2 separate regions of the Mus musculus genome follow, and region 1 is linked to region 2. The links are chromatin contacts, found by POLR2A ChIA-PET in ENCODE. All regions are on one chromosome and are shown on one strand. Each heading gives the region's core, a stretch centred on a gene start or an enhancer-like site at or near the end of the contact. The rest is flanking DNA. Distances are from core to core; before and after follow the strand shown. Region 1 holds the start of Zfp69 (zinc finger protein 69). Region 2 holds the start of Nfyc (nuclear transcription factor-Y gamma).

The links. ChIA-PET counts read pairs that join two places held with the same protein, here RNA polymerase II (POLR2A).
Region 1: POLR2A ChIA-PET joins it to region 2 with 12 read pairs in Patski. The contact joins the promoter of Zfp69 here to the promoter of Nfyc in region 2. POLR2A ChIA-PET finds 5 or more read pairs at or near these places in 3 of 5 experiments (Patski and embryonic stem cell).

Annotation. Positions count from the first base shown.
Region 1 is chr4:120,948,842-120,953,720 of GRCm38, reverse strand. Zfp69 (zinc finger protein 69) reads left to right here and starts at 2,033. Exons shown (of 6, transcript NM_001384119.1): 1 at 2,033-2,277; 2 at 4,161-4,389. The coding sequence starts at 4,287.
Region 2 is chr4:120,824,431-120,829,417 of GRCm38, reverse strand. It overlaps Nfyc (nuclear transcription factor-Y gamma), which reads left to right and starts at 3,677. Exons shown (of 10, transcript NM_008692.4): 1 at 3,677-3,888.

The DNA of each region.
Region 1 (4,879 bases), core at 784-3,283, 130 kb before region 2:
ATATTTACACTCTCTCTCTCTCTCTCTCTCTCTCTCTCTCTCTCACACACACACACACACACACACACACACATATCAATGAGTCTGCCTTCAAAAATTACTTTAGAGATTCCAGGTGTCTGCCAAAATACTCCAAGTCAGGTTCTCCTCTCTCTCTCTCTCTCTCTCTCTCTCTCTCTCTCTCTCTCTCTCTCTTTCTTCCCTTTTTTCTTTCTTTCTTTCTTTCCTGCCTCTGCCTTCTGAGTGCTAGGATCAAAGGAGTGTGCCACCACCAACCAGCCACATTTTATTTCTTTAAGGAAACAGTCATTTTTGCAGGTTGGTGCCACCATGAACTGGGGAGTTGAATATGAAGAGCCTTAGGCAGACTGAGTAGGCACCCTAACACCACATGGGACTATGCCCACAGCTTGCTTATCTTTAAGTCTGCACTCGACATTGTAACTGAAGGGAAGCCGGGTGCTTACAGTTATAATGCTGTCTGCTAAAGATGATGCCCCCCGCCCCCGTAACATGTAGAGTCAAAAACAAAACAAACAAACCTCCTTCCACATTAACAATCAGAGTGGGACTGTGGGGAACCAATGACTTGTGATGTATTATACAGGCATTTGAAGCCTACTCTGAATGACACCTGGTGTCTGTTCCAATCAAGAGTTAGCTAATTAGTTACTTAGTGCAGTAAGACTAACTGCTTAGCAAGACAGAAGTCAGCGGGTCCCTTAGATGGGGACACTGACAAACAGCTCATGAGATAAACTCAGAGCTTTAGTTCTGCCAACTCCAAAGATCTTCCACTCCTCTCAGGGGTGCAATCCCTTTTCCAGGAGCACCAGATGCAACTGTACAGTAGTGTTTAATAAACTCTCTACTGCCAATTTGTCTTTTTTTTTTTTGCAAATTAATTTACAGCCCAAGTGCCACTGTCTTCAACTCAATAGATAGAGATGACTTTGAACGAAGATCACAGCCAACGACACGAAATTTTTTTGCAGTTCATGAATTTTTCCCATGTTGTTTCACTTATCTTCCCCCATCCCAAACACACACAGACACACACACACACACACACACACACACACACACACACACACACACACACATTAAAGAGAACACCCAGCCCTTCGAGGTTCTACTCATGTGGAGAGGGTTTCCTATATCAGTCCCAAGTCCGCTCATTTTTCCCCCTCCCAGTCTCTATGTGCAGTATGAAAGGTCTGTTTTCCAGATAGCTGGGCAAAAGCCGCTTTCAACTTGGATTAACTTTCTGGATGCTGGTTTTCCAATTTTTGCTCTGGTAAGTGTTTACTCTGTCGTCATCTCTTCTGTATCTTCCAGTGGGCTCAGTTTTATTTTCTCAATGCCATATGTTTACTGAACTTTTAAAGAGATAAGTTAAATTGAGGAACTGAGGAAGGCTAACTCAGACACCAGACACTTCCCCTAGCTACAGGCACTCAGGAAACACGCCGTGAGAATATGGGAAGAAAGGGGTTCTACCTTCCAGGACCATGGGAAAATAAATTCCTATTGTTTAAGTCACCGGTGTGAAGTGTTTTTCTTTGGGGGTGGGAGGCAGCCTTAAGCAAACTAATACATGTCTTTAGGGACATTAAAAATACATATCCCGGAATTTTTTTTTTAAGTTTATTGTTTTCTAGGCCCCTGTTGCCTTTTGGATTGTCTATTTTTCTACTTATCGAATTCACCAGAATTAGGAGATTAGGAGAGAGCAGGAACTGCGTGCGATTTAAGGCTGCATCCTGAAGCCTTAAGAATGAAAGAATGACAGAGAAGCGGCTTCTCCAGGAAGACTCGCCGGGCCACGGGGTACAGGAGACCCTCAGCAGGGGCTGCCGGCTTCGCTGGACACCGCCCCTGGGTCTGCCCGGGCGGCTTCCGGCTTCCGGGATCTGGGTCGCGCAGCACCCGGGTGGGCGGAGCCACGGGCAGGGCGCTGACGCGAGCAGCGTGGGGTGGGCGGGTCCCGGGTGGAGGCGCGGGGACACGAACCGGGCTAGAGGGGCGGGGTGAAACGGCGGAGCTCGGGCATCTGAGCCGCAGCCGGCGCCGCAGGTCCTGGGCTGGGACAGAAGGCCGGGCAGGACGCCTGTGCGCGCGGAGCTCCGCTCCCGGGTGCGGCGGGTGAGAAGCGGGAGAGGCCGGTGTCCAGCCCGGAGGCCGACGGTGTCCTGTGTCCCTCGGAAGCCACGCTGCGCACTGGGCGCCGCGGTGTGAGCGTGGAAGGCTGGCGGGAACGGATCCGGAGATCCTCCGGTGAGTAGGCGACTCTGCTGCGGAGCTGCGAGCTCGACCGGGTGGCTGCCTGCGAAGTTCTGCCGATGGGTCGTTCAGCAAGCTTCTGGGATTGCCAGCTCCTTCGGAAGGAACAGCACAAAGTTTGCACTTAGTGACGAGACTTTTTACATAGTCGGGGCTATTTGCACCAACTCCGGTCTTTTTGGACAGGCAGTCTTTCACCTTTCCTCCTCTTCCCCCAGACTTCAAAGAGCAGTCCCCTCCCCGAGAGAGAGCTGCGTTTGGGTATCAGGTCCACTGAATCTGGTCCCAGTGTCCACAACTATTCATATGCTGAATGGGCGATTCAGATGATGGATTCGGGTTGTTTCCAAATTGCTGTTATGGTCAGTTCTGTAGTGGTTCTACTTGCACTTGACATACTATATTTCCTCCTCTCCAGCTCTGTGGGAGCACATAACCCTGCAGTTTTAATTGCATCTGAACCGGGGATTCGTTTCACCAGCTGTGCTGGGCATTTGGAGTGTGTGATGACGACTGTTGCTGCTGGCTTATGACAAAGCGCAGCCCTGTGAATTACTGTTTTATCAACTGAGATATTCAAGCTGAGCTTTCTAATTGTTTTCTAAAATAACTCTAAAACATGATGGCCACTGGGGCCCCGTAAAGGCTTTGGCAGACAGGTCTGATGCCCTGGTAAAAGGAGAGAACCAACTCTCAAAAGTTGGCATGTGACCTCCACCCCCATAAATAAACGCATGTGATTTTTTTTATTTTTAATTTTTTTTAAAGATTTATTTCTTTATTATAAGTACACTGCAGCTGTCTTCAGAAACCCCAGAAGACGGTGTCAGATCTCATTAGGGATGGTTGTGAGCCACCATGTGGTTGCTGGGATTTGAACTCAGGACCTTTGGAAGAGCAGTCAGTGCTCTTAACTGCTGAGCCATCTCTTCAGCCCGTGATTTTTTTTTTAAACTTTAAGATAATGTTTATTGTACAGCTTTAAAATAAAAAGGTCTTAATTGTTAACTTAGTAGACCTAACATTGTCTCAACACTGCATCCCTGTGCAGTAGTTAACATCCACATTTTATAGATGAGGAAACTGAAGGTCAGACTTGAAGTGCCTCAGGTCTCAGCTTTACATACAGGTCAGACATCAAAGAGCCTTCCTTGGCGCCAGCTCCAAATATGTAAGCAGGCAGAAGGGGCATGCAGCTTACAAGGTGGTCAGGTCAGGGCATGTGGACATTTGTACTTTTTTTTTTCCTTTGGTACTGGCGTCTTTGTATCTATGTGTTTAAAGTTGAGGGTTACTTCTGTATCCAGGACACTATTATTTCAGTATTGGTGCCGAATCTTCTAGGCCTTTTTGCAGCTATAAAGACAGTTCTGGACTTCTGGCTGTATGATGGGTTCTCTGGGTCTCTCCTTTCATGCCTTTTGCTCTCTAGGCACACAAAGCAGGTTAGTCCGATGGCTTAGTGGGGAAAGGCACCTGCTGCCAAGTCGTACAGCCTGAGCTCAATCCCTCTGACCCACTTGTTGGAAGAAGAGAATGGACTCCCATAAGTTATCTTGTACCCTCCAGCTGAGCACCATGGCACACAGACAGACAGACAGACAAATAAAGTTTAAAAGAAAGTACAGCCAAACATAGTGGTGCTCACCTTTAATCACAGCACTCAGGGGGTAGAGGCAGATAGATATCTAAGTTCAAGACCATCCTGGTCTACAGAGTGAATTCCAGAACATCCAGAGCTATACTGAGAAATCCTGTCGCAAGAAAGAAAAGGAAGGGGAGTCCAAAGGCCTCAAAGCAGCTTACAGGACTGCCTCCCAAAGATGAAGCGTCTATACCCAGAGTTCTTCATCTCACAATGGTCTCTGATATTGCAGGGGCTCAACAACTCTTCCAGGGTAAAAGATTATGGCCTGAGGACGATACAACCAGGAAGCCTCTCATCGAAAGTTCCAGCAGTTTCCCCACCCGAAGCTGCCACCCCCAGTCAGGCCGGCGCCATCATGCCTCAGCAGCTCCTGATCACCCCGGCCACTGAGGCGACCTGGGTGAAGTTGAAGGAGGTGTCCCTGTGGGAGGATGTGACAAAAATGTTTGGAGGAGAAGGTGAGAACAGACAAAGTTGGAAGAAGGGGTGGTCCCTTGGGGATAACTTAGGGGAAAGAAGATCCATGCGGGTTCATGCTTGTGCCATGGGGGTCAGGGGATATTTGTGAAGGAAATGCTGGGCTCCTACCTCTGCTTCCTGGTGACTTTTGCTGTGTGTCCCTTCTTTTCCCTGTCCCCAGAAACAATATATAACAGGAAGGAAGGCCACAGGATGTGCCCCTCCCCCACTGCCAGTTCCTGCGTGTGAGAGCCTAACTCAGAATCAGGGAATCAAAGGTCTCTGGCCCGAGTCTCAGGTTTTCTGCAAAACTCCTGGTCATCTTTGCCCTAGTCAGTCTTTTTGGTAATCTTTTTTTCATCCTCTTTCTCTGAGAGGCAAGAACAAAATGCCTGACTGCTCTCATTTTACCTAAGTTGGTTAATTCCTTTAAGACATGCCCAAGTCTTAGTCTGCGCAGAGTAGTAGGGTAGGAAGAGGAGTCAGTGT
Region 2 (4,987 bases), core at 2,428-4,927:
TCCCCGAACCACTTTGTTCCATATGACTCTTTCTCCGGTTTTGTTTCTGTTTTCAATTCATTATGTGGAGGAAAGACATGGCAGCAGGACAGGGAGGCCAGGGGCCAGAAGAAAGAAGCTGGCTGGTCACATTGTTGCATGCTGATCTTTAAATTAAAAAAAAATTATATATATATATATATATATATATATATATATATATATATATATATATGTATACAACCAACTGATAAACCAAACTTCAAAACAAGGCCACTCATACTGAGATTAGGGTTGGAAGTTCAATTCCTTAGGGATTCACACAGGAAAGGCTTTAGAGACAGAGGCACAAAGACCATAGACACCTCACAGCAAGCAAGGACTCCTGTTCATCTATTGTGCTTACTGTATTGTTATCAGTGATAATACTGACCATTAAAACATCAGAATAGTACTGACAAATAGCTACTGTCTCTGTCCTTTTGCTCACTGCCCTCTCATCCCCTGGGAGATAGTAGTCAGAAATCAGCAAGCAAAGGGTTAAGAAGTAGTACAGGCTACTTTTAGGATCCTAAATGGACTCTTTTTTTGTCCCTCCTACTGTTTCTGGTCTGGAGATTGACCCCAGGGTGCTGTGCACAGTGAATACATGTTCTGTTGTAGAACTACGTGATCAGTCCCTTTTTTTTTTTTTTTTTTTTTTTTTTTTTTTGGTTTTTCGAGACAGGGTTTCTCTGTATAGCCCTGGCTGTCCTGGAACTCACTCTGTAGACCAGGCTAGCCTCGAACTCAGAAATCTGCCTGCCTCTGCCTCCTGAGTGCTGGGATTAAAGGTGTGCGCCACCACACCCGGCACATTATTTCTTAAGTAGGTAGTTCTTAAGTAGATATTTTCTCTACTATGTAGACTTGCATTTACTTCAATTCTAAGAGCAACCTAATTTCTAGGCTCTGAAGGGAAGCAGGGTACAGCCCCTGTAAACTGTCCATACTTAATTACAGTATAATCTCTAGTAATTTGGGCTGTTTCTATGCAATTTTTACATTTTTTTAAGTTTCTGTGTAGCAGAACACAGATTTAAAAAAAAAAAAAAAAGATTTAGCCAGGCGTGGTGGCGCACGCCTTTAGTCCCAGCACTTGGGAGGCAGAGGCAGGCGGATTTCTGAGTTCGAGGCCAGCCTGGTCTACAGAGTGAGTTCCAGGACAGCCAGGGCTACACAGAGAAACCCTGTCTTGAAAAACCAAAAAAAAAAAAAAATTATTTATTTATGTATATTAGTACACTGTTGCTGTCTTCAGACACACCAGAAGAGGGCATTAGATCTCATTACAGATGGTTGTGAGCCACCATGTGGTTGCTGGGAATTGAACTCAGGTCCTCTAGAAGAGCAGTCAGTGCTCTTAACCACTGAGCCATCTCTCCAAGTCCCCAATTTTTCATTTTTCAAAAAACATAATTTTCAAACAAATATTTGTAGACTTCTCAAGTTTTTCTTTGTTTACCTAAGTTTCCTTCCCGCCCCTTAACTGTTAGTTAGCAGAGGATTATCTTGATACCCCTTGAGTCTCAGTCACTGATTTCAAGTTATCTGGTTTGGAGGCAAGTGTCTTTACTGGCTAAACCATTTAGTTAATTTGCTTTTGAACTTTTCCTCACCCTGAGACAAGAGTTTCTCTCTGCCCTGTCCTGAAATTCACTATGCAGAGATTCCGACTCTTCTGGAACTCACTCTGTAGACCAGGCTGGCCTTGAACTCAGAAATCTACCTGCCTCTGTCACTGAGTGCTGGGAATAAAGACGTACCACCACTGCCACCCAGCTATTTTGAATTTCTAATCTTTCTAGTCATCTCCTGAGTCTTGGGATTAACTGCATGTTCCACCACACCAGGTTTTATGCCATGGTGGAGACTGAACCAGGGCTTCCATACCAGGCAAACTCACTACCAACTGAACTGCATCCTCAGGCCTGCCTCTCTTTCTTTCTGGAGCAGGAGGTCTTTCCCAGGGCCATAGGCATTTTAATTATTCACTTCACCCTCATCTACACCCACATCTCAGTCAAAATACAATTTCTTATTTGGGGTATCCAGTAAAAACAAAATTCTTTTTTTTTTTTTTTTTTTTTTTGGGCTTTTCGAGACAGAGTTTCGGTTTCTCTGTGTAGCCCTGGCTGTCCTGGAAATCACTTTGTAGACCAGGCTGGCCTCGAACTCAGAAATCCGCTTGCCTCTGCCTCCTGTCTTTTCTCTTTTCTTTTCTTTTCTTTTCTTTTCTTTTCTTTTCTTTTCTTTTTTCTTTTCTTTTCGTGTGTGTGTGTGTGTGTGTGTGTGTGTGTGTGTGTGTGTGCTGGGCATGGTAGTTTATGTCTGTAATCCCAGGACCCCGAGGCTAAGTAAGGAAGATTTAGCTGAGTTTAAGGTCAGTGTGGACTACATAATGAGCACCGGACAACCAGTTATAGACAGGCCTTGTGAAATACTACACTTCCCCATCCCCACCCCCACCTCCCCAAAATGGTTGGCTTCCATATTCAGCCTAAAGTGCCAAGATTAGAGGCATGTATTACCACACCAAGCCATACATATTGTGTTAATGTATTTGCATGGAATGCATTCGCCCATAGAAGGCAACATCTAGATGTCTTCAGTGGAAACTTCACCCTATTTTTTGACACAGGATTTCCCTGCGTAATTCTGGAAGTCCTGGAACTCGACAAGGCTGGCGTTGAACTCACAGACCCTCTTGCTTCCGTCTTCCCAGGTGCTGGAATTTCAGTTCTACCGCGCTGGCCCCAACCTATTTGTATAGACTGGGCCTCCCACTGAACCAGGAGCTTGCTTATTTAGCTAGGCTGGCAGGTTTCTTTTCAAGCCTTTCAGGTATGGGAGACTACTGTGCTAGTGGCTTATGGAGTGTTGGGGGGGCTAATGCAGGTCTTAATGCTTGTAGGAAGCACTTTACTGAGCCACCTCCCAACTCTTTAATTTTTTATGCCAATTTTTAAAAAAAATATTTATTATTTTATGTAAGTACACTGTAGCTGTCTTCTGACACACCAGAGGGCATCAGATGTCATTACGGATGGTTGTAAGCCACCATGTGGTTGCTGGGATTTGAACTCAGGACCTTCAGAAGAGCAGTCAGTGCTCTTAACCACTGAGCCATCTCTCCAGCCCTTTTTATGCCAATTTTAACGTTTTAAAATGTCACCTTTTTGGTTGTTTGGAAATTTTATTTCTTCACTTACTGGTGTGTGTGTGTGTGTGTGTGTGTGTGTGTGTGTGTGTGTGTGTGTGCGCGCGCGCGTCGCACATTAATGATCAGAGTTCAGCTTTCAGGACTCTGTTCTTCTGGTCCATCCTGGGTTCCAAGAATCGAATTCAGGTCGTCCGGTTTGCTGAGCCCCAGGCGGCTTTTTAAATTTTCCATGCCCGCGAAGTTCTTCTCTCCCTACCATTCATTTCCTTGAAGAACAAAACACGGAAAACTATTTCCTAAAACCCAGAAGCGAGCGCATCCTAGCTGAGAGCTTCAAGGATATAGAACGTCCTCGGAGGTCACCGAGAAACGCCTCCCGCGCCCCTGGGAAGGGGCGGGGCCCCAAAAGTCTCCGCTCTCACTATCCCGCTTGGCCAGGCAAGACAATTCTCGCGAGACTTCAGGCACCTCAGCCGCTGCGCACTACGCGTTGCTGGGAGTCGAGGCGCGGAGTGGGGGGAGGGGCAGGGGAGACGGTACAAACGGCGCGGCCGCCATCTTGTTTGCGCCCCCGCTCCGCACGCGCTCCGGTTTTTCGTGACGCACGCTTCCCCCTCCCCTCCGCCGCGCCCGGGCCTCTGCATTGCCCGACGGCGCAGCAGCGCGGGGGCGGCTGCTTTCTTCGCTGGACGCCGGAGTAGAGGCCTGTGAGTGTATGAAAGCTTGGGTGAGGAGGGGAGAGAGAGAGGGGGCGGCCGGCAGTGAGGGCGGTGCTTCCCGCCAATGGCGGAGAGCTCCCTTCCCTCTGCGGCCGCCGCTGCACTTCGGTCGGCTCTGCCGCCGCCATGTTATGTGTTCGCCGGGCCCGCCGCTGTCGTCGCGGCTGCGCTCGCGGGGTCCGTGCGCCTGGGCCCGCGGGCTTTCTCCCATTGGCGGAAGGCGACGGCGGGGGGGCTCGCTCGTGATTGGTCGGCGGCGGGGAGGCCGCGGACCTGGCACCTTATTGGTCACGCCGGCTCCGGCCTGGGGGGTGATGAAGGAATTGGCGGCTGTCGGGATGCTAGCTGCTCAGGCTCTGGCGGCAGGGCGACGGTCCCTCTAATGCCAGCGTGGCGGGGAGTCTCCGGGACGGAGCCGGAGGCCCAGAGGAGAAAGAGAGTGGTAGCCTGGCGTGTGGCCTGCAACGGGGAGGGGTCACTACTAATACCAGAGGCACGGTCAACTACAAGATGGGGTGTGCAAGCCCCTGCTTTGTAAACACGGAACAGAAGTGTCTTCGAGACCTAGGGGTGCTAGACTTGGAAATTGATCCAGCTTGGGAATGACCCTGAGTAGAAGTCTGAGTGCATGGTATGGAAGTAGTGGGAGTGAGGACCAGAAGGACAGAATCGGATTAGGGAGCCTGCTGTAAGAATTTGGGTTTTGAAACCCGGAGGATTAGTGTAGAACTCCAGACTCCATTCTGGGTTCTGAAATGGAGAGTGGGAAACAGGTAAACAGCCGGATCCCACTGGACAGGTGTATCAACTTTTAGAGGCTGAATGCCATTTTAACATTACATTAAGTAGAATCAGAAAGTCAGCTGTAGAATGTATTTGCATAATTGGGAAGTTGGGGGTTACAGGATTTGGGATCATGCTAGTTTTGAGATGTTATATATGAAATTTTCACTGGTCTAAGAAGAATATAGGATCAGAGCTTTGTGCTTGCTAGACAAACATTCTACCAACTGAGTTACCCCACTTCCCCCTTAAAATTGATCTCTCTTAACTTTCAGTTCAGAGGGCAGGTGAGACAAACTCAGGA